Linked DNA regions of Homo sapiens: region 2 is linked to region 1. The links are chromatin loops, found by intact Hi-C in ENCODE. Cell type or tissue: PC-3. All regions are shown on one strand. Links, peaks and the distances in the headings refer to the core of each region. The heading gives the core; the rest is flanking DNA.

Evidence for each region. A loop is a pair of places that touch in the nucleus more often than their neighbours do. Peaks named below come from ENCODE experiments on the same cell type or tissue, not always from the same donor. Only the 100,000 strongest peaks of a DNase experiment are listed, where the experiment ranks them.
Region 2: it touches region 1 in a loop (6-fold over the local background); 1 of 110 quality-filtered maps calls a loop at or near these places.

What each region holds. Positions count from the first base shown.
Region 1 is chr4:166,995,863-167,003,732 of GRCh38, reverse strand. SPOCK3 (SPARC (osteonectin), cwcv and kazal like domains proteoglycan 3) reads left to right here. Exons shown (of 11, transcript NM_001040159.2): 4 at 3,270-3,384. Among named protein-coding and RNA genes, the nearest start is that of SPOCK3, 230 kb to the left of the region's middle. In PC-3, for the core only: no CTCF peak of the experiment used is centred there; a DNase peak (open chromatin) is centred at 3,402; H3K4me3 peaks cover 579 bases; H3K27ac peaks cover 1,919 bases.
Region 2 is chr4:166,920,859-166,928,728 of GRCh38, reverse strand. All of the region lies in intron 4 of SPOCK3 (SPARC (osteonectin), cwcv and kazal like domains proteoglycan 3), which reads left to right. Among named protein-coding and RNA genes, the nearest start is that of SPOCK3, 310 kb to the left of the region's middle. In PC-3, for the core only: no CTCF peak of the experiment used is centred there; a DNase peak (open chromatin) is centred at 4,048; H3K27ac peaks cover 2,114 bases.

The DNA.
Region 1 (7,870 bases), core at 1,346-5,345:
TGAAGAAAAGAATATAGCCAAGTGAAGTCAAATGCAATTGCTGAAATCTTTCTAGAGGTAGTTTGACTGGTTGCTGGAGAGAAAACTAAATACAATCATGCGGAACAGAAGAGGAGACGCTAAATGGAAAACAAGACGGAAAGAAGAACACAACAGAGGGAGATGATGAATTTATGCCAGGTCCCTTTAAGGCAGAGGATTGATTCTAATCCGTGGACTTCAGCCAAGAGAAATTTGTTGTGTTATTGTTGTGGTTTCAAGAATAAAATCTTAGGCATCTGTATTTACAGTGTGTAATGTTTTGTATTTTTTAAGCTGCCAACAATGTGAGTTCTACTAAAAAATACAGATGGTTAAAATCTCATGCACAGAAAGTGGTCTTTTTGTTATTGTACATGCTATGTATCTGATTCTTTATATTTATTTTCTCCTATATTTTCCATCTCCTGACAAATACTGCTCCTCTCTTATTTGGTCATTTACATAAAATCCTATGTAAAACTCATTACATTATTTTTCATGTGTTAAATTTGTTCTATTTTCACTGTATATCAATTTTTGAGTTCCATTTTCTTGAGCATACATGACAAAACTGTGTGACAGAACTTTTGGAAATTATCGAATGCAGATTTTATAAGGTAAAGAAACAGCTATAATCATACCAGTCTGCATTGGAATCGTAACTAGATTAATCAAAATTTTATATGTACTATAGTGTTTTATTTCAAAATGAAAACACTCCTTTTTCAGAACATAAGTCCAAGATTAAATATACTCAAAAGGAGTATATGACATATATGTACATATAGTACAGAGGCAGTACATTATTTAATTGTTAGGCAGAATTGTTTAATGAATTTTAAAAAGTGATTTTAGTAATTAGACATCAACATAGGCTAAACATTAGAAATAGCTCAAAACACTTTTAATGTCTTCTAAGTTATAGTGTGTTTTTTTCTTTTATGTTGTCCAACAAGAAGTCATACACTTTTGTAGTGCAGTATTTCGAAGACAGCTTTTTTTTACCTAATGATGATTCAAACTGTGATAGTCTGAAAAGAATGTTGTAGCAATTTACATTTGCATAGTGAACAAAGTATATTTAACATGTTATAGACAATGAAAAATTAATATAGTTTATTTTCATTATTAAAGCTACTGACCAAACAAGGAAAGCTATAATTAATCTAATCATTACTTATTTAAAAAATTATCTTAGTATGGAGAAAATTGAAACATTTATCTTCCAAATAGATGCATTTAATGTCTTGACCACTTTAGCATGGAATAATATAAAATGTCTGTTAGTTAAAATGTCACCAATGATATGTGTTAACATTCTTTATTTTAAATCTCATGGTTATGTAAAATCTCTAACAAGAGTTTTGCAGAAATATACTTTATATATTTGAAATCAGTAAGATATATGTGCATATATATTATAGCTTATATCTGTATTTTATATTGATTATCAGGCCGAGGGCAGTGGCTCACCATTGTAATCCCAGCACCTTGGGAGGCTAAGGTGGGTGGATCATTTCGGGTCAGGAGTTCAAGAGCTGCCTGGCCAACATGGTGAAACCCCGTCTCTACTAAAAATACAAAAATTATCTGGGCATGGTGGTGGGCGCCTGTAGTCCCAGCAACTTGGGAGGCTGAGGCAGGAGAATCACTTAAGCCTGTGAAGTGGAGGTTGAAGTGAGCCGAGATCGCACCACTGAACTCTAGCCAGGGCGTCAGAGAGAAACTCTGTCTCAAAAATAAAATAAAATATAATAAAATAAATAAAATGCATTGATTATCAAAATATATTCACTTTATTTAGGCTATTGACTAAATATGCTTAAGAATCAGCTTGAGTTACCCTCAAAGATTATCTCAAATCCACATTTTATTTCCGCTGGTCAGCCTGGAACCCTTCCAAATACTTCTGCATATTCCAAATGCACATTTTTCTGGTTTTATTTCTCTTTGTGCACTAGAATTTTTTGTTTACCATATTTCATTGTTTCTTTCTCTCACTTTTGGCATGTACCAAATCTGGACACTCAGTGCCTTTTGTTTATTTGTACCAACTCCTCCTCTGGTCTGCCCCCAACAATAAATTACAACAAAGTGTCACTGGGATTAACCATGAACGATCACCAATAGCAGTATTATTTACAATAGCCAAAAAAGTGGAAACAACCAAAATTCATATCTACTAGTGAATAAATAAAATGTGGTATATATGTAAAATGGCATAATATTCAGCAATATAAAGGAATTAGGTAGTGATTCATGGTACAACATGATTGAACTTCAGAAACATTGTTCGAAGTGAAAGAAGCTAGTCACAAAGCACCACAAATTTTAACATTCAATTTATATAAAATGTCCAGAATAGGAAAATCTCTAGAGATGGAAATTAGATGAGTAGTTGCCTAATACTAGTTGGAGGGGAGAGGGAATAGGGGATGATAATGATAACAAGACGATATGTTTGGGTATTTTTGGTGATGAAATTCTTCTAATATTGATTGTGGTGATAATTTTATAATTGCAAACATACTGAAAAATATTGGTTGTAAACTTAACTGCCCAAATTGTGTAGTATGTGAATTACATATAAATAAAGATGTTATAAAATGAAACCGTCGACATTTCACATAGCCTTTTTGTTGACAGCCATCAAGACAGGTTTGTTTGAAGAAATGGTGGTCCAAATATTATGCACAAATGATGTAAAAATGAAAATGCAGAATCTCAGTTCTTACTATGATATATTCATCCAGTCTCCAAATACAGCTCTAGACTATTTTTGGATAGCCAAAGATATCCATTAATGTCCACTGACATTTTTGTTTGTTCATTTTGTCCCTTTTATTGACCCACCAGCATTTATCTCGGGAAAGCAAGGGTATAGATTGCAGTTTTCCACTGTCATAAAATACTTCAGTAACATACTCTATTTCACCACCTTTGCTGCTTAGAAGGCAGTAGCAACTACAGAGAGTTTGAGTCTTAAAGTTTCTATTTTGATAACACATTGTCTGATCATAGGCATATGTGCATCTTAGCTTCTGAATAGAGTGGATGAGACAACTACAGCTAGCTGTTAACTCTGAGTTATGTGGGTAGAAGCAGAAGTTTCTCTTAATAGAGAAAGAATGTGAAGAAAGTTTACAATTAAGCATTATGTAAATGACCTGATCAAATTGTGTTTGATGGGATTTGATACCTCCATTTTACAGAAGCTTATTTTAATATTTTCTTTGCAATTTTTTTAGCTTTAGATCCAGCTAAGGATCCATGCTTAAAGATGAAATGTAGTCGCCATAAAGTATGCATTGCTCAAGATTCTCAGACTGCAGTCTGCATTAGTCACCGGAGGCTTACACACAGGTAAACATTGTTAAATTTAATCCCACTGATTGAACAGCGCTCCTTACCAGGAATAACTGCAGAGTATAAATATTTGGCAGTGCCTGCTAATCTTTTATGCAGAGTTTTATTGAAACAGTTACAGAAGCTTAGTTAATACAATTATGATTCACTTGGGTTAAACATTGGTATCAGTCACAATTACTACAGATTATAGAATTTGAGGCATATATTATTAAATAAAGAAGGTCTTATAAAGATGATATTTAAAATGTTATATCTAGTTGTTTGTGCTTTTTCAAGTTTAAGGAACAATTAGTTTTGTTCCCTCTACATATTTTTGTTTGTGGCTATTCAAACATCTTTATTTCCCTCAGGAGAGAGTTAGAAAGTTAGAGGAGAGAAAATGATTGATGTTCATAAAAAGAGATTAAAAGTCACGAAATAGGGACTTGGGACTTGAACCCCTCAGGATGCCTTCTTTAGGGGTCACTCATACCAGTGGAGTCATTGTATCTATTCGGTGGATGCTGATTCACAATTTCTAAAAAAGAAGGGAGGATTTCAAGTATCTTATAACAACCAGCACTGCTTCTGTTAGACGGGCTCTGTTTTGGGAAGGACCAGTAATTTAGAAATAGCCTGTGTAGTTTGGTGCTGAGTCTTAAAAATTTGAACGCGCCACAATCAAACATGAATTCATTGTTTAACCGACTGAAACAAGTGGTGTATTCGTTTCCTTTATCATTTTTAAAGTTATTTTTTGAGAATACTCTTTCTCTGATAATGGACTTATGTATTGCTTTTAAATCAAATGAACAAAGAAAATTTTGCTATTTGTGTGTGCTCAGAGAAAAATTGGATTTTTGGCTTTAGTGTACTTGCATATAAATTCTATTAAACACACCAACAGTAAGAGAATAAGAATAATAACATTGGAAAATAAGAACATAAATAGCATTTCTAGGAAACAGCAAATATTTAAGTTACATTGATGTTTCTCATAATGTAAGAGGACATATACATAACACCCTGTTGTACATGCCAAAAGGATTAGAAGTCTTTATTCCACAATGTTAAGTCTATAGTGGCAGATTTCTAGAACCAAGGGAGTTGGATATAACAAAGGTATGCGGGTTTGAAAATGTGTTCACTTGGGTTAGAATCATGGTATATCAATAATGTACTCGTGGAACAGAGAGAGGGAGTAGGAGAAAGAAAACAACAGTTTGGTGATATAAAGAACAAAAGACTTCTTGGAAATCACAATTCTGTAAAGTTAGCCTACTAGGGGAAAGCACAAATGGGTGAAGCAGTTATCAGTAACATATCCCCCATCAATCCTGACTTTGATGCTAATTTTACAGAGGGATAACAAAGCTTTGGGCCAGAAACTCATTTTTCTATTTATTTCCTTAGGATTCTAAATTTCTTGGCATTTCTATTAATTAATCATACAAATTTAAAAACATTAGTATGTGAATGTGTGTATATAGGGGGTGAAATAAAAAAGAGAAGGGTGTCAAAAGGGATTCATATATGATCTCTCACCTAAGTTACAGAGACTAAGTCAGTTTATCTCCCATAAAAGCAAAAAACTGTTTTATCACAAGTTCTAGAGACCCTGGGAAAGATTTCCACGTGCAGACATTTAACAGCTTTGAAAAGATTCACCTGCCACTTCACCCCTGGCCCCGTGAACCCAAGTCAAAGAGCAACCAAAGACGTCGCAGTTAATATCATGTCTGTGGCAGAGACACACTCGTTTTGACACCTGCTGGACACTGAAGCTAAGAGAGGTTAAAGTAACTGCCTCAAGACTACAAAGCTAGAAATTTTCAGAGCTTCAATTCTAATCTGTACTGATCGACCCCAGAGTCTAAGCTTTTTACCACTATGCTGTCTCGTTACTTCTCTGACTTATTAAACAGCTTAACTACAGGCAAAAATCTTCCTTAACATGATAAAGACTATCAGAAACTGATAGCCAAATGTCCCTTAATATATAAAATTGAAAGATCCTTAATAGGGCACTACTGAAGCTTTGCCTTTGGTGTAGTGGTGGAGAGGGTTCAGAGGGGAGACTAATATGCTTTTAGTGGGTGAATTTCAAAATGTTTTATGTAAATAGTATTTAGTCCTGTTCTATTTCTGATAGAGACTATTTATAAATGTCCATTCAATCCATGCTCTATTCAATAAATAAATCACTAGTTTCCAACAAATTGATTTTAAGATTAATATTTGATATGCTTTATTTGCCTTGAGGATGTCAGTACATAGTGATTATTTATACAACGCTTAGGGAAGAAGAGCTTTGCCAAGCACTTTGATCAATAAAAATGGCTAATATAAATAATCTAGATCTTAGATTTGAGGATTGTGTGTATTTTGGGGATGTGGTAGAGAAAGCAGGGAAAGACGGCTTAATTGATCAATTTTTGTCCATTTGCATAGTTTAGAATACAAATTGCTACCTTTTTTCTGTTTAAAGGAACAACTTATTCTTTCTTCCCTAGATCTCATAAAAGAGAAAGGAAACCCGCTGTTTCTTCCTGCAAGGGGAATACAGTTTTTCAAACACACTTTCCAGTCTCCTCTTCCCAATACAATATATCACACTCATTTCTCCATTGCTTTAGAATTTCAACCTTCGCATCTTACAGTGCTCACAACATTTGTAATAGTTTGTCTAACATTGATCTCCTTCGACTGACTGAGCTCAGTGAAGGTGTCTTATTTACTGCTGTGTACCCAGATCTTGAATTACTGCTCAGTACATGTTTTCTTTGAGGAGGTTAGTAAAACAGCTGCCATTTGTAAAATATTTAGGAAGAAAATTTTGACAAATAGTTTGATCAATTGAAATGGTCAATCTAGATAATCTAGGTTTAAACATTATTTTCTTAGTGCTTTGCGTATATTTGCTGAAAATGAATTAAGAAGGGTATAGGCATCAGTCAACAAGTATGTTTTAATGGCAGAATAAATGAATGCATGATTTATCAAATAAAAGGAAAAGGAGGATTTTTAAATATTTTATTTTATTTTATTTTAAGTTCCGGGATACATGTGCAGAATGTGCAGGTTTGTTATATAGGTAAATGTGTCCCATGGTGGTTTACTGCACCTATCAGCCTATCGCCTAAGTATTAAGCACCGCATGCATAATCTGTTTACCTTGATGCTCTCCCTCCCCCTAACCCCCACCGACAGGCCACAGTGTGTGTTGTTCCCCTCCCTGTGTCAATGTGTTCTCATCGTTCAGCTCTCACTTATAAGTGAGAACATGTGGTGTTTGGTTTTCTGTTCCTGTGTTAGTTTGCTGGGATGATGGCTACCAGCTCCATCCATATCCCTGAAAGGCACATTATCTTGTTCAAGAAGGATATTTAAACATGAAATGAGGGATGTAACGATTGGTTTTAAGAAACTAGTAGGTCCTTCACTTGGATTTGTAAATAATTGAAATAATTAGTAAATTTCTCCTTCCTCAGCGTTTTAAATAATAATAATTGTCCTCTGAAATCAGAAAAATAACATGATTAGGTGAATCATAGTTTTAGTCTAGTTTTGACCACCACTGCCGGTGTAAAGGATGGTGTAAACCATCCAAATATGTGATGTTCAAAGTCATATATTTGGATATTGTCTCCAAATGGCTTTTTCTGTGAAGAACTGGTCTCAGAGCAGGTGATATCTTTGTCATTGTGCTAACTTTCTGTTACCTTTATCATTACCAGTTAAAAGAAAATAGTAGTATGAATAATGAGAAGGAACTTTAGCTGCAGCATGTTTTTCCAATATGGTAACATAACCCATTATTTAGATGCTTTAATATGAAATACATGATGGGTTTCCCAAGCTTTGAATGTGATCCACTTGTTATATTGTTACCCTTGGGGAAAGATCTGAAGATGCTGACAGCTGAGGGTGATTGTTTCATTGTTTTTGTATATTGTGAACAAGAAGCCCAGTGTTTTATGCTCCCTTGCTGCCTGTGCAGCTGCAGATAATTAACACTATTTCTAGATCAGTGTTGCTGGCACCAATCGATGCTGCTGATATTAAAAGGAAAAGGTTTGGCATAATAAGACAGAGTAAGGTTGAATAAGTTGTAGGACAAAACTAGCCATGTTAATTTCTACTTCATTTACACTGAAGGATTAAAAGAAAAAAAAGAATAAGGAAGTGCTTTTGACCTCCTAAGAAGGCATTATATAGAAAATGATGAAAGTAGTGTAAAATGCTACTTATCAAAAATAATTATCAAAAAAGTGAGTCCTAAAATTTATCTATTTTAACTATGCAATCTTGGAATTCATGGTTTATAATGACTATTTTTAAAAGAAGATCTAAATGTATTTATATGATCACTGATTGAATAGCTATGGCGTTTGTGTTTCCTTTGTTGAAATATTGAAAGCAGAAAGATTTAATCACAAAGCATAAGTTATATAGTGTTCCACAAATGTTTGCTGAACTGAATTGAACTTATCATAATCAT
Region 2 (7,870 bases), core at 1,551-5,550, 75 kb after region 1:
AAAGTGCTGGGATTACAGGCGTGAGCCACCGTGCCTGGCCTCAAAGTCCATAGTTTACATTAGAGTTGACTCTTGGTGTTGTACATTCTATGGGTTTGGACAAATTTAAAATGACATGTATCTACCATTATACTATCATACAGAGTAGTTTCACTCCACTAAAAGTCTTCTGTGATCTGCCTATTCATCCTTTCCTCCCTAATAACCCCTGGCAAACCACTGATCTTTTTTGTGTCTCATAGTTTGCCTTTTCCAGCATTTCTTATAGTTAGAATCTTACAGTAGGTAGCCTTTCCTGGTTGGCTTCTTCCAGTTACTGCATTAAAGTTTATTTTTAGTGCTGACTAATGTATCATTGTCTGGATATACCACAGTTTATTCAATCACTTACTGAAGGACGTGTTGCTTGCTTCCAAGTTTTTGGAATTATGAATAAAGCTGCTATAAACATCTGTCTGCAAGCTTTTGTGTGGACATACCTTTTCAACTTTTTGTGTACATACCAATGAGTATAATTGCTGGATCCCTTGGTAAGAGTATGTTTAGTTTGAGAGGAAGCTGCCAAACTGTTTTCCAAAGTTGCTGTATCATTTTGCATTCCCACCAGCAATGAATCAGAGTCTCTATAGTGCCACATTATCCCCAGCTTTTGGTGTTGTCAGCGTTCTGAGTTTTGGCCATTCTAATAAGTTTATAGTGCTATCCCATGGTTTCAATTTGCGAGTCCTGAATAACATATGCTGTAGATCAACTTTCAATGTGCTTATTTGCCGTATGCATATCATCTTTGGTGAGGTGTCTATCAAGGTCTTTGGCTCATTTTTAAGTTGCATTTTTTTTTCTTATTGTTGAGTTTTTTATATTATTTTCATATTTTGAATAACAGACTTTTATCAGATATGTCTTTGGCAAATATTTTCCCCCAGTCTCTGGCTTGTCTCCTCATCATTCTCTTGACGCTGTCTTTCACAAAACAAAAATTTTTAATTGTAATGAAATACAGCTTTTCAATTCTTTCTTTCATGGATCATACCTCTTGCGTTGTATCTAAAAAAACTTTCCAAAACCGAGGTGATGTAGATTTTCTTCTATGTTAAATTCTAGGTGTCTCATAGTTTTGCATTGTACATTTAGGTCTGTGATACGTTTTGAGTTACATTTTGTGAAGAGTGTGACAACTTTATGGGTGTATTCATCTGTTTTCATGCTGCTGATAAAGACATACCTGAGAGTGGGGAAAAAATAGGTTTAATGGACTCACAGTTCCACGTGGTTGAGAAAGCCTCACAATCATGGCGAAAGGTGAAAGGCACTCCTTACGTGGTGGCAGCAAGAGAGAATGAGAGAGAAGCAAAAGTGGAAACCCCTTATAAAACCATCGGGTCTCATGAGCCCACATGAACTACCACAGGAACTGTATGGAGAAACCGCCCCAATGATTCAATTATCCCTCACAGCATCCCTCCCACAAAACGTGGGAATTATGGGAGCCAAAATTCAAGAGGAGATTTGGGTGGGGATACAGAGTGAAACCATATGAATGGGATAATTTTACTAGTCAGGTTGTAAAGTATTATTATTGAAGAAATTATTTGAAATTATTCTGTATTATGTCTTCCAACAAGTAAATCCATATTTTCTACCTTAACTTCATATTAGGTTTTCTGTCATAATTTGCAGCTTTGAAATATATATATGTGGACTTTTTAGAGAATTTAGGGTCCATTGCTATTAGTCACCTTACACCCCTTTTTCAGGGATTTAAGCATTATAAATCTTGAAATTAAGTCATTCTGAATTTTTTCTCTTTCACACCTTACGGAAATGTTGAAACGCGAGAGAGACAGACTCCTCTCTTGCTTTACTTTGTTCAATGTGGCCATTGTCCCTTTAAGTGTATTTCAGAGGGTCCTTTTTGCAGAGTTTGAGGTAACAGGGCATTAGTTACTAACTTGCTAAAATAGAACTTGGGATGATTTTTGTCTAAAAATAATTATTCCATACATACCTATTACTAGTTTCTCCTGGGTCTCACATAGAGGAAAAGGAGGTCAGGTGTCATAGGGAAGAGGTAAAAGTTAAAGCATCTCCTACCAGCTGTTGGGTTGCTTGGACATAAAGGCAACATTTTAAAATTCTGTCAAAGAAGCCAAAAACTAAGTTCAAATACTCATCAAAAAAAACAAAAAAAGCAAAAACAAAAACAACAACAGCAAAAAACACCCAGGTATCAAACCTTCCCATTGAATTATTTCAAGCGGGATCTGAATAGCATAGCCTGAAGAAAATACCAAAGGCAGCCATTTTCTCTTAAAAACATGTATAATATTCCTCAAATATTTGAGAAAACTGAAGTTCTACAGATTTGGCTATCTGTGCTGTGTGGCTATGAGTATGCTGACCTACTCCTAAGAGCCCATAGGGTTCAAATAATTATTGAATATGAGACTCAATGAATAATTCATAAACTGAATGATAATTTTTTCTCATGTTCTATATTTAGTAAAGCTTTACCATTTATTCAACACCTGTGTTTCACTCCGGTCAAAGGGCTTGTAAAATTTAGCTTCACCAAAGGGATTATTATGTCATCACTTATTTTCTCTTGATGACTATGCTATTCAAATAATAATTTTCCTATAAAAATTTCTCTAAGCTTTGAAAAAATCTGTCTACTAATCATTCACTCAAGTGGTTGTGTAAATATATGAGTGTAAATTAATGTGTGTAACTTAGAGAAGAAGTTTATTTGATTTTCTAGTGGGACATAGATATATTTGCATACTTGTTTAAAGTGAGTTGTTAAACAAACAGAAACTGGTAAATAAGCTTAATGCGTTCATGTGGCTCCATGAGTTTTCTTAAAATAAATTGGATTTTAGAACTCTTTCACTTTGCACATTGGGAAATTCACAAGCACAGCATTGACTCTGAGGTATATTTTGTTGAGAATTGTATTTTTGCTTTTAAAATTTCTTCACACTCTCAAGTCCAAGATTGAGATTCTATGCTTTGAAAGTTAGAATCGTTTGTAAATATTTAAAAAAAAAAATTTACCTTGGAGTGGTTGAATTGATGTCTCACTAGAAACCAAGAAGGCTAGAAATCATTTTCTATTATTTCATTTTTTGACTGTGTTAAAATAAGATGTATTTTAGATATTAATATGTCTAGATTGCTTCAAATATCTATATTATTTATCATAATGCTATAACAAATTTACCCCCAAATTTCAATGGTATCACACAATATAAATGTACTTTTTACACACACGTTAAACTAGTAAGCGTATTCTCAGGTTCAGGCAGTGAGGTCTCTTTTTTGTTGATTTGGGGAATACGTTTTTTCTTCTATTTTGTAGTTCTACTATTTCTTAGAGCAGGGTCAAAAACTAGACCTGTGTACAAAATCTTGCTGACAGTCTTTTTATGTAGGACCTGAGAATTAAGAATGGTTTTTGTATTTTCAAAGAGTTGGGGTAAATAATCAAAAATGTAATATTTAGTGATACATTACATTATATGAAATTCAATTTCATTGTTCATACAAATGTTTTATTAGAATACAGCTATGGCTACTTGCTTATGTATTGCCTGTTCTATAAGCATGCTTGTAGAATTTCCTTCTCTAGCCATGCCATAGTAATATATAAGCATAGATATTTATCTCTCTATATATCCACTGACATTTGTGGGACAAGATTACTACAAAGTTATATTTAATCTATTGCTGGGAAGTGATTAAAGTACCCCAGGGAACCCCAATCCTAAATAATGCTAGTGTTACTTTTATCAAATCAATATTAAAACAAATAAACTTCTAACAAGAGAAACAAATGAGAGTAAAAAAGTGTTATTATTTTATCAAAAGTCTCTAACAAGTTGCACTAGATTAAGTTGCCCATTTCAGCTTCCCTTCAATATGGTGGGAAGACGGTGGCTAACTCCTTGGCAGCATTTTCCAGGTCGGTTTAATTTAACCATGGGAGTCCACACCCTGGGACCTACTAACCTTTTTCTTCAGCCTAGCCATTCCACTTACCAGCCATGTGTTCAGCAAACATGATAAGTCATTAGTCATCTTTCTATGCCTTTCAGGCATTGTTAGTGAGGGAGTTAGGAAGTGTAGACAATTCTTAGCATGTAGTATATTTTATGGCCTCCAGTTGGTCAGAAAAAAGCTGTCAGAAGGGCAAGAGAGACTGTGGTGAGCATTTTTCAAGGGGAAATTAGCATGAGTTCGTAGATTAAATGGATCTTGTTATTCTAAAAAGTCATGTGACAAACCAAAACATGCAGTAAATTAACAGTGTTCTGAAAGGTTTAAAGTATTTTTTAAAAGCCTTTATAAATTACTCTTTCACTTACAGTTGTGAAGAGCCAAATTTTTAATTTCCTGAATGCTTGCTTCCTAAATAAATAATGGAAAGCATGCTAAAAATTCTAAAACACAGGGCAGAAAAGAGTCTTTGATAGGCTGAACCTACCAAAGGGAAGAAATTATGTTAAATATTTTGTGATGTTCCTTTATATTATGGCATAAAATAACATTGAGGAAAAAAAGACACTTGTTTGAATTCAGAGGCAAGTTTATTATTTTTATTTTATTCTAACTGACTGGCTTTTAACGGGCAAGCTAATGTCAACCTTGGATGTCACAAAGCCTGTATCTTTCCCAATTCTGTGACACTAAGCCTTGTACCCACTACTTTCTTTCAGCTTTCCTCCAGTGACCACGACTGCTAAATGCAAAAGAACAAAAAGAAACCCCATTATCATTAGCCCCTGCTTTAATAAAATTTAGGGTCAAATGAGGGATGTTGATATGCCTGCCATTTTTAATTTTTAATGCATAAAAATGGGGTCTATTTTTTTCTACTCTTTACAACTTTAACAGTTATGTAGTGTCTAAAAATCAGTAAAGTGTAAAAAGTACAAACTGTGCTGAAATTCACTGGGAAATTAGATGAATTTAAATACCTTTTGTTTGGGAACCTACAGTTGGTCTTTACTGACAGAAGAATCAGTTAGACCTGGCTGTGGTTTGTGATTAAGACAAAGCATAGATGGGAACAGTCTTGTGGCTGCTAATGGGCAATGTATGAGTCCCAAAATATCATCATGGACCATACGTTTTTCCATTAGATGTGAAAGAATTGATTAGACAGGGCAAAATATACTGTCTATGTGAATTTATGCATGGAATTAATTATGACATCTCTCCAAACTAGGGACTCCATTCCTGAAGCTTTTTTGTTATCAGAGAAATAGAATCTCTCTTTTCTGAGTATTCTCCCTGTTGTGAGCTAAATGATGGCCTAAAAGATATGACCATATTTTAGTTCCCATAATCTGCGAATATCATCTTATAAAGCATAAGAGTGAATATTACTATGTGTGCCAAAAGATATGGTTACATTAAGGATCTTCAGAGGAAGAATTTATCCTAGATTATCAGGGTGAGACCTAAATGTAATCACATGTATCCTTATAAGAGAGAGACAGGGAGTTTTGACACAGACAAAAACAGGAGAAAGTGATAGGAAGATGGAGTAGAAAGTTGTAGCCATAAGCCAAGAAATGTCAATAGCTACCAGAAACTGGAAGAAGCAAGCACAGATTATGACCTGGAAACCCCCCACTGGGAGAGTGTAGTCCTGCCAACACCTTGATTTCAGTCAAGAGATACTGATTTTAGACTTTTAGATTCCTAACGGTGAGAGATTAAATTTCGTTGTTTAAATCAGCAAGTTTTTGGTAAGTTATTACAGCAGACATGGGAAACTAACACATCCCCCAATCTTAGAAACTGTATTTCTGGAAGTGTGATCTAACGAAAGGAAAAACAGGCATTGATTGGGCAAATTGCACAGAGGTCAGAATGCTTGGTATGTTGACTCCAAAGGATGCTGAGATTAAATTCAACTTATATGCAATATCATACTGTGATTAAAATGACATCTTTTACTGCCCTGCTGCTTCCTGCGTGCTTGTAAGTGGAGTTCAACAGAAGTTAGAAATATTTGTAGGCTACAGAAAGTGGCCTTTGCTCTAAGTGGGTCCATAATCTCCCAAACTTCAGAATTAGAGAAACAGCATAAGGAAGGAAAGAGTAGGTATTAGGCGCAGATACGTCTCCTAATGTCATGAGAGATGTCATTAGAGCATGAAAGGGACTCAGAATTAGGGGAGTGTGAGTATAAATTGGGTTAAATAGGAAAGATGACTATATAGGTGATTGTTAGAATTGACAAGACATATAAAAGCATAAGAGGAGTTAGAAAATATTTACAAACCAATGGCATCAAAGTCAGGACCTCAAAGATGAATATAACTTCATGAGATAGGCTCTATATTGTCCTTATCACTTCTTAGACTATAGAAAAATCCTACAAAAAGCTACTCCTACTTTTTTGTCCACAAATAAATTCTGAATTCCATGAATGTAATGATTCTATCCCTCTGATGCCACTAGGGTGTGAAATTGTTCCTGAATATCTTGTAGGGCAGCGGTCCCCAATCTTTTTGGCACCAAGGACTGGTTTACAGGGGAGTGGGAGATGGTTTGGGTATGAAACTGTTTCACCTCAGATGATCAGATGCTAGATTCTCATAAGGAGGGCAACACCTAGACCCCTCGTGTCCGCCGTTCACAATAGGGTTTGCACTAATGCCACTGCTGATCTGACAGGAGGCGGTGCTCAGGTGGTGATGCTGGCTTGCTTACCTCCTACTGTGCAGCCCGGTTCCTAACAGGTGACGGCTACTGGGCCACTGCCTGGCTTTTGGGGACCCCCGTTGTACGTTTATGAGCAAATAACTAAACAGTATCTAGAAGGGCGCATAGGTACTATTTGTAGGTTAGAAGATGATAATTTATTAGGAGAGATAGTGATGGGAATTTTAATGGTACCTGATTCAGTTCATAGAACATTTATGTAGCTGTAACTATAAGTAATAATATATAAGTAACAATAATAAAACTGTTTTTGAAAGGCTTTTTTATAGTCTTTAATATATAGTACAAAGTATTGAGATACAATTTCCAGGAGAACAGTTCCTTGGCTAGTGAGTCTGCCCCTACTCCTGGTTATACCAATAAAGAGTCAACACGGGCTGGGTGCAGTGGCTCATGCCTGTAATCACAGCACTTTGGGAGGCCAAGGCGGGCGGATCACAAGGTCAAGAGATTGAGACTATCCTGGCCAACATGGTGAAACCCCTGTCTCTACAAAAAATACAAAAATTAGCTGAGCGTGGTGGCGTGCGCCTATAGTGCCAGCTACAGCAGGCTGAGGCAAGAGAATTGCTTGAACCCGGGAGGTAGAAGTTGAGCTGAGATTGTGCCACTGCACTCCAGCCTGGCAATAGTGTAAGACTCAGTCTCAAAAAAAAAAAAAAAAAAATTCAACACATGTTTGAAAGTATACTCTTCCAGGACAGGAAACCAATACAATCTGATAGAAAAATGCTATAGGATAAAATATTAGGCTGCCTTTTAAATTTTATTAATTACTTGTTAACTTGAAAAATCAGACATGTGATTGGGCAAATTGCTGTACTTCAAATATAGCTGTCAGAGCTAATGCAGAGTGGAGGTTTCACACTTAATCGTTTGTTTCATCCTGTAAATCAGACTCAAGCAAAACATGGTAGTTTCTTTCTTCTTTCTGCAACTTTCCTTTCCCAATAAAGCAGTAAGCTAGGAGAAAGGCAATGATAATGACTTCCACAAAGACAGGGTATGAAGGAAAAGCTGTGTTTTGTCTCCCTGAACTTTGGATGGTCCTTAATGACGGTTTACTTAAATAAAATGCAGCATTTAATTGTTAAATGGCTCTGCTGAAGCTTTCAGATCTATTTTTAAAAGC